Linked DNA regions of Homo sapiens: regions 2 and 3 are each linked to region 1. A link is a loop called in an ENCODE intact Hi-C map of the cell type or tissue named here. Cell type or tissue: A673. All regions are shown on one strand.

The links. A loop is a pair of places that touch in the nucleus more often than their neighbours do. Peaks named below come from ENCODE experiments on the same cell type or tissue, not always from the same donor. Only the 100,000 strongest peaks of a DNase experiment are listed, where the experiment ranks them.
Region 2: a loop joins it to region 1, with 6 times the contacts of the local background. A loop is called at or near these places in 25 of 110 quality-filtered maps.
Region 3: it touches region 1 in a loop (5-fold over the local background); 16 of 110 quality-filtered maps call a loop at or near these places.

Annotation. Positions count from the first base shown.
Region 1 is chr5:133,942,997-133,945,496 of GRCh38, forward strand. All of the region lies in intron 3 of LOC105379182 (a long non-coding RNA gene), which reads right to left. Among named protein-coding and RNA genes, the nearest start is that of C5orf15, 24 kb to the right of the region's middle. In A673, a CTCF peak has its summit at 1,480 (motif pointing left); a DNase peak (open chromatin) is centred at 1,445; H3K27ac peaks cover 551 bases.
Region 2 is chr5:133,110,417-133,112,916 of GRCh38, forward strand. It overlaps LOC105379178 (a long non-coding RNA gene), which reads right to left. Exons shown (of 3, transcript XR_948792.2): 3 at 652-1,099. Among named protein-coding and RNA genes, the nearest start is that of HSPA4, 60 kb to the left of the region's middle. In A673, a CTCF peak has its summit at 964 (motif pointing right); a DNase peak (open chromatin) is centred at 995.
Region 3 is chr5:133,551,963-133,554,462 of GRCh38, forward strand. The region is part of intron 3 of FSTL4 (follistatin like 4); the gene reads right to left. Among named protein-coding and RNA genes, the nearest start is that of FSTL4, 59 kb to the right of the region's middle. RefSeq lists a silencer at 1,077-1,156. In A673, a CTCF peak has its summit at 1,142 (motif pointing right); a DNase peak (open chromatin) is centred at 1,169; H3K27me3 peaks cover 218 bases.

The sequences.
Region 1 (2,500 bases):
GGAGAAGCCGCGAAGATAACTCAGGGCTGCTTTGAACATTTGAACCAAGGGCACTTCTGAAGCCAAGGGGTTGGGCGGCAGCATTGATTTTTAAGTTCATCACAGCTACAGCCTCAGATGTGGACTGTGCTGAGGGACCCAGGATCTGAACTCCTCACGGAGGCTGGTAGAAGAAATCTCCCAGGCTGTCTTTGCTGGGGACCATAACCAAAACTCTCTCCCCAAGATTTAAAAAAAAAAAATTCAGCCCTCAGAGTCCCAAGCAGGCCCTGGGGCTGTCACGAATTTCTGTGTAGTCCTTTCTGTGAAGTTCTTGGCTCTTCCCCAAGCCATGAAACCACTCCCAGAACTGGGTCAACAGAAATCATCCAGAGCAGAGAGCCAGCCACTACCTTACCTACTCAGGAGGCTCTGCAGAGGGCCAGGGCAGTCGGAGCCCTGTCCCACCAACAGTCTTGCTGTGGGACAACCATGTCCCACCAGCAGTCTTGCTCCCTTCTCCTTCGGCATTATACCCAGGGTGTGACTGGCTCCCAGCCTATGGGAAAGATGGAACTTTTTCACGGGTTTCTGGCTGAGAAGCTGCAGACATCCGAGGGACGTGCCTTCTGAGCCAGCTGCCCCAAATGGCCAAGCAGTCTCTCAACAGCAGTGCCCATTAGCTAATGCATATAACACATCTGGGGATGGGTGCACCCCATCTGTACTTCCCACCAAATGGCTCTCAGGTTGAGGAACCGTCTGTGTATCTCTAAGGAGGCATGTTGCCAAGGACCCTACCGTGGTACCAGCATTGTCCACTGAGGCCGAAGCCATTTCTCCAAGTTCATGCCTGCCCTTTGCCCTTGGAGGAGTCAGTGGAGCTGGGGACTGAACAACAAAGGACTTCAGGTTGGGACTAATGGACCTGCAGGTGCCCTGAGATTGGGGGAGTTATGACAATCGTACTTTCTTTTCTTCTTAATTTATTTTTATTTTATTTATTTTTATTTATTTATTTATTTATTTATTTTTTGAGACGGAGTCTTGCACTGTCGCCCAGGCTAGAGTGCAGTGGTATGATCTCAGCTCACTGCAACCTCTGCCTCCCAGGTTCAACCAATTCTCCTGCCTTAGCCTCCCAAGTAGCTGGGATTACAGGCATGCTCCACCACACCTGGCTAATTTTTGTATTTTTAGTAGAGACAGGATTTCACCATGTTGGTCAGGCTGGTCTCGAACTCCTGACCTCAGGTGATCCACCCACCTCAGCCTCCCAAAGTGCTGAGATTACAGGCGTGAGCCACCGCGCCTGGCCGATAATCATGCTTTCTTTTGCCCTCACTGTCGGAGATTTGGACTTACTGCCAGAAGCATCCTTCCAGCATCCAGCAGAAACTCGAAGATGCTTTTTCCTGAGAACCCAGGTAAAGAAGGAGGTCCCCTTTATGGTGTAGTCACACTACCCCCTGCTGGACAGAAGGCAGCATGGCGATGAGGGCCTGCAGTGCCCAGCATCCATGGATATTTGCCAAGTGTCGTGGGCAAGGTATTAGACACACAGTAAGCACTCAGTAACAGTCACTTATTGTTATCGTTTAGTTGCTGTTGTTGTCATAGAGTGAGGACCACCACAGAAGATCAGAGAAAGAAGTTACTGTGAGGCAGAGGGTCGCTATCGCCTTCTGGGCTCTGCCTCTGGCTGTCTATCCCAGGGGAGATGTACGCAGAGCTCTTGAGGGGAAGAAGCTGCTTATGGGCCATCATCACCTACAAGGGCACCTCCCACTTCCACAGACGGGCTCCGATCACCTGGGCCCCAAACGCCCTTGAACTAGCCTCTGTGTTGCCAAGTTCTTTCTGCCCGTGTTCCCTGAGCAGACCCTCTGCAACCTCAGCTGGTCCCCGCACTGCAAACATTTGCTGATCTATTCAGCTCAATTTAAGCTGCAGCAGACCGAAACCTCAAGTGAGCTAACATGACCTTGCTGTTTTCATTTTCATCGAGATAAGAAAATGCCAAGATAAGTAATTGTCAGAGTTAATAATTTAAAAATGCAATAGACCTTGTAATTAAAAATAAGCTGAAGGAGGCCACAAAGTGATTGTAATAATGTTTCAAGGGCCAATCACACAAAACCCTCCTCTGGCTGTGCCAGGAGAGCTGGAAGGAAAGAATCAAACTCTTGGAGGCTCTGAGCAGTTTATGTACCAGGAAAATCCTTTTCTTAAAATCTGGTCCATCAGAAAGCTTTGGATACATTTATCCAATACTGGCCACACCTTCATGAATTTTCCCTACTTATTCATGTATCTTTTCGTTTGTTTGTTTGTTTGAGACAGAGTCACACTCCGTCACCCAGGCTGGAGTGCAGTGGCCCGATCTCTGCTCACTGCAACCTCCGCCTCCCGGGTTAAAGCGATTCTCCAGCCTCAGCTTCCCAAGTAGCTGGGATTATAGGCACCCACCACCGCACCTGACTAATTTTTTGTATTTTTAGTAGAGATGGGGTTTCACCAT
Region 2 (2,500 bases), 830 kb before region 1:
TTTTATCGGGCCTGTTCACTAGTGTGTCTGGGTTTACATCCTTCAAGGGCGAGATGGACTATTAGATTTGGAGTCCTGGATCAGTTGAGGGAGAGAAAGCACTGCAAGTACTTTATCACAAGTAAGCAGACCTTTACTCACCACATACTGGAGGTCTCCCATTTTTTTTTCTACATGAACTTTAAAATGTATTTTAAAATATCTATTATTTAAATTAGACTCAGCTAATGCTTGCAGAAGAGAAAGCTGGAAACAGATGGTCTTGGAAGACCAGTCAGTGGCCCAGCTTCCAGGATGTAAATCCCAGCAAAGGATTTCTAAGGATGAGCTGGGTCAGTATATATTCCACAAAAGGATGGTTCCAGTTATAGGGTACCTTTCAGGAGTGCCAGTGGGGAGCTTTGTAGGACCCGTGTAAGGCTGCCATGAGGAGCCGGTGAGCTGTCTGGGTTAGGAAAGTTGAAAGGGCCCATGCAGTGGTAAAGGAGGCCGCAGCATGAGTGAAGGTCTTTCCTCTGTGACTGGTCCTGTCCTTGTCTTCTACATCCCACAACTGAAGGAGGGACTCTGCCTGGGTTACAGCTGCCTCCGTGCAGCCCGGCAAGAAGCAGGGAATGGAGAAGGCGCTCAGTGAATACTTGAAGGCAGAAATGCAGTATTTTACTGTTTTCTATTATTTTCAATGAGGGGAAAAACGGTAAAACTCTTTTTGAAGTCATCAGACCTTCCATTTTTGGGGATGAGGAAAGAGTCTCACAGAACGGGTGGATGGCAGAGCCAAGAATTTTAATGCCAGCTGTTTTGAAGAGTGCTACTTTTCTGGAAAGTTGTATGGCTAGACTATGGGGCTTTTGCCTTCCAAGAAGTCGCCCTGAGTGTAGCATTAGTTGGAGTAACACTCCCTAAGAATCTGACGTTCCCCTCCGGCCAATTCTGATTTGGTCTTGTGTGAAATCGCAGTGCTTGTGTTGCCACATGGGGGCGCCATCGCTCTTCCTTTGCCGTGGTGGTTGGTTCCGTGCGTAGATCAGACTTCACTCCTTGAGGAGTCCCAGAAGTTTGGAGAACACAGACGGCCACCTCCTCTCCTTCTGGGTAGCTAAAAGCAAAATAAGTATGGTTTAACAGAGTCCTCAAGCTAGCAAGCAGGGGCTCAAGCAAGAAAGTAGGCCTTTTGCTACTAATCTCTTAGGTCCTTACCACCCAAAGTATGACATCACTGTTAAAAAGAAGAATCTTGGACTGCTCCCAGACCTCAGGTAGATCCCAGCCCAGTGCTTCTCAGTATACCTGGGGATCTTGCTAAAATGCAGATTCTGATTCAGCAGGTCAGAGTGGGGCTGAAGAGTCCATTTTTTTTCTTTTCTTTCTTTCTTTTTTTTTTTTGATGGAGTCTCACTCTGTCACCCAGGCTGGAGTGCAGTGGCGCGAGCTCAGCTCACTGCAACCTCTGCTGCCCGGGTTCAAGCGATTCTCCTGCCTCAGGCTACCAAGTAGCTGGGATTACAGGTGCCTGCCACCACGCCCGGCTAATTTTTGTAGTTTTAGTAGGGATGGGGTTTCACCATCTTGGCCAGGCTGGTCTTGAATTCCTGACCTCGTGATACACCTGCCTTGGCCTCCCAAAGGGCTGGGATTACAGGTGTGAGCCACCATGCCCGGCGAAGAGTCCATTTCTATCAAGTTCCCAGGAGATGCCTATCATGGACTGTGCTTTGACTGAGAAAGACAACCTATAGGAGCCTCAGTTCCTTCGCCTGTAAAACGGGGGTAACACCAGGCCTGTCCGGCATGTGAGATGATGCATGCGGAAGGCACTGAAGACAGGAAGAACAAAGGTATTGCTCACAACAGGTGTGCAACTTGCCCTTTAAAGTGCAGAGTAGCTGACCCAGACATAAGTAGTCCGAGTTACCATAGCCTCCTGGCCTTTCTTGTCCTTACCCCACCAGGAGCCCAGGCTCCAGAGGAACAAGGTAGAAAGTCAACCTAAGAACCAAAGATGTACCGCCCTCCCGTGTGACATGGTCATAGTCCCCGGATGGGGAGGGAGTGCTGCTTCCTGCCCCTGGGGTGACACGTGAATCCATCCCACCTGGATGGAGGAACGGAGGTCCCTCTTTCCTTTTGACTTGAGCCAGTCCAATGGACTCAGCCTCGTGTGATCCTATTAGTAGCTTCAGCAAGGAGCAGGAACAACACACTGACCCCTGTTCAAGGTGGAGTTCTGTAGCTGTGGGTAGAGACTCCTAGAAAGCAGCGATTTGCCTCTGAATCCTGGACATCTGCTGTAGAAAAGTGAGGAAGAGCTTCAGAATGCCTGGGCTCCGTGTGAGGCTCCTGAGGCCCAGTTTTATTTCCTTGCCTAACTTGTGGTGGAGAGGCCAAATATGCATGGCATAAAAGAGACAAGAAGGCCGGGTGTGGTGGCTCATGCTATAATCCCAGCACTTTGGGAGGCTGAGGCAGGTGGATTGCCTGAGGTCAGGGGTTTGAGACC
Region 3 (2,500 bases), 390 kb before region 1:
GAATATTTATAGATTAAGGCACAAATATCAAAAAATAAGATAGAATGATGGAAGATTTAACTGCCTAAAGCAAGGACCCACTTCTAGACACCAGCATCATTAGAGACATTCAAGGAGGGCTGAGGAGGTAAAGGGTTGCTTCAGCCTTTACTCTAATTTTCCCCACCTTCCCTCCTGCCCTCCACTTTCCTCTCTCCCCCATCTCCTTACTGACATCTGACTCTACTGGTCCATAATTAACAAGTTCTATACCTTAGTACAAAACAGGGATTGAAAACTCAAATGTCTATGGAGGCCACACAAGTAATTTAAGGAGCATGGGTCTTCTGGAATTTCTACTTGGTCATATTTATTCTACAGAACTGTATCTAACACACTTAGTCTCGCTATGAGGAATGCACTAGGGAGTGGTGAGGACTGTGGAAAAGCAGGAGAGCATGTATTCCCTTCAGAGACACGGCTGCTCTCACCCAAGCCTGTTGCTGCCATGAGGTCATGTGGGCCCAGGGTTATCAAAGCATTTTGCTTTCCAAGATCATCTGTATATTTGGATATTTGAATCTGTTGGTAAAATGCCCTTATTTTCAAACGATGGCAACTCATTCATATTGAAATATTTTTATGTTTACAAAAAACCTCTGCAGGCCAAGATGGTATAAATCAAAATATGGCTGCAGGCTGAATCTGGCCCACGAGCCACCAGTTTGAGACCTGTCATATGAAACAAATATGGAACAGAAATCGGGCTCAAGGGTCTTAGGAGAAACCTGTCTTACTTTTCTTATGAAGAGGCAGACAGGCTTGGTGAGTTTCCAGGTAGGAGATGATGTGGCTCAACGAAAGTTCAGCTGTTCTTTCAGGACCCAACGTGACTTTGGGGGTATTCATAAAGAAACAGGGGATGAAGCCCTAACAGTGGGTGTTCTAAGAATTAGCAGCAGATAGGAGAGATATATGTGTGCAAGTCTTTTCTGGACACTTGCACATGGTAGAAGAGCCACAGAATTCTCAACTGTAGGGTTCAGGGCAAGCGACCTCTGGGTAAAGTCTCCTGGTCCTGCGGTTCCCTGTGCTCCAACTGCAGCGGCTACTTAGTCTCTTGCCATCAGGTCTCTGGGCCTGGAAAACGTAACTCTCCCTCTGACCTCCAGGGGGCGCGGGAGAGAGGGTGAGTCCCGCGGTACCCGGAACCCACAGTCTGTATCAAGAGGGAGGAAGCCTAGGCTTGTCCAAGACTAATAGCCTGGACCAGCATCTTCCCCTCTTTTCCGAGGCATGGCAGCATCTTCTCAGTGTCTTGTCTCGGACGTTTCTTTTCCATTTCCCTCTGTCCTCCACATGTTCCCCTCCCATCAAGCACAGCTATGGATGCGCCTGCTCTTCCTAAGCTTTTCAAGGACTGTCCATTTAGAAGTGACCTTGCAGACTTGCCTTAGAGCTGAGAGTCCTCAGGACAAGGGTCCTAGCAAAGCTACAGTAGCAAGACACAGGGACATCCCACCACAAAGGAATGAATATTTAGGTACAGTGAGGTCAATAAATAAGTCACCAACTTACTGAAACGCCCAGCAAACCAAATCACAAATCCTTTCAAAGCTGTGTCTTCTCATTTCTAAAACAGAATATCACACTATCTGGCTACATTGGACTATTGTGAGTGTTAAAATAAGTGAACTTAGCATAGCATATGGCATATGGTGGAGGCTTTAATAACAACAGTTGTCATCATGTGCCCCCTCCCATATAATCTCCGATCCCCTAAGGCAGGAAAACAAAACACTTAGAAATAACTTAAACGAAAGTCAAAACATAGAACTTAACTAGAAAACTCAGTTAGCCAGGACCCCCATCACTAGGATATGGCGGCTAAGTCTCTGGGATATGTTGGACACTGTGCCACCCTACAGAGAAGGGAGAACCTGGACTCAGGGGTGGGAGGCAAGGAAAGGAAGCAAGAAAAACAACCCAGAGAGCCCTGAGAACTAAGAGCACTGGCTTAGAGCCCCAAATCCCTCCTCTGCTACTCACTAGCCCCCTGGGACCTCAGGCACGTCACTGTACCTGTTCAAGCCTACCTCATCTATACAAATAAGGGGTGACCCTGTGGGGCCTTTGATCTGGAGTTGGATCATTTGGATGATTCCATGAATGGTAGAGACTAGAAGCAAGCCCGACCTTGCAAGGAGGGAATGGTCACCGCCATGCCCAGCATTCAGGCAGGCTGCTTGGTGGACAGAGTGCAGTCGTGAAGACTGGCTACGCAGCTGACCTTTGGGAAATCCAGACAGAGAGCCTGGGGAGATGGGGGGGAGGTGCCTGGACCACAGTGGTGGGCACATCTAGTGCTCTCTCAAGTCATCTACATGGGCCTCTGCTGCGGGTAGCATGTTTCTCGCTATATTTCAAATGTCTCTGATCCATGACACTCGCGTCCTAATGGATCCTGCTGTCAGCAATGGATGAGCATTGAGCTAATAGATGTCAAACAGCATTTACATTT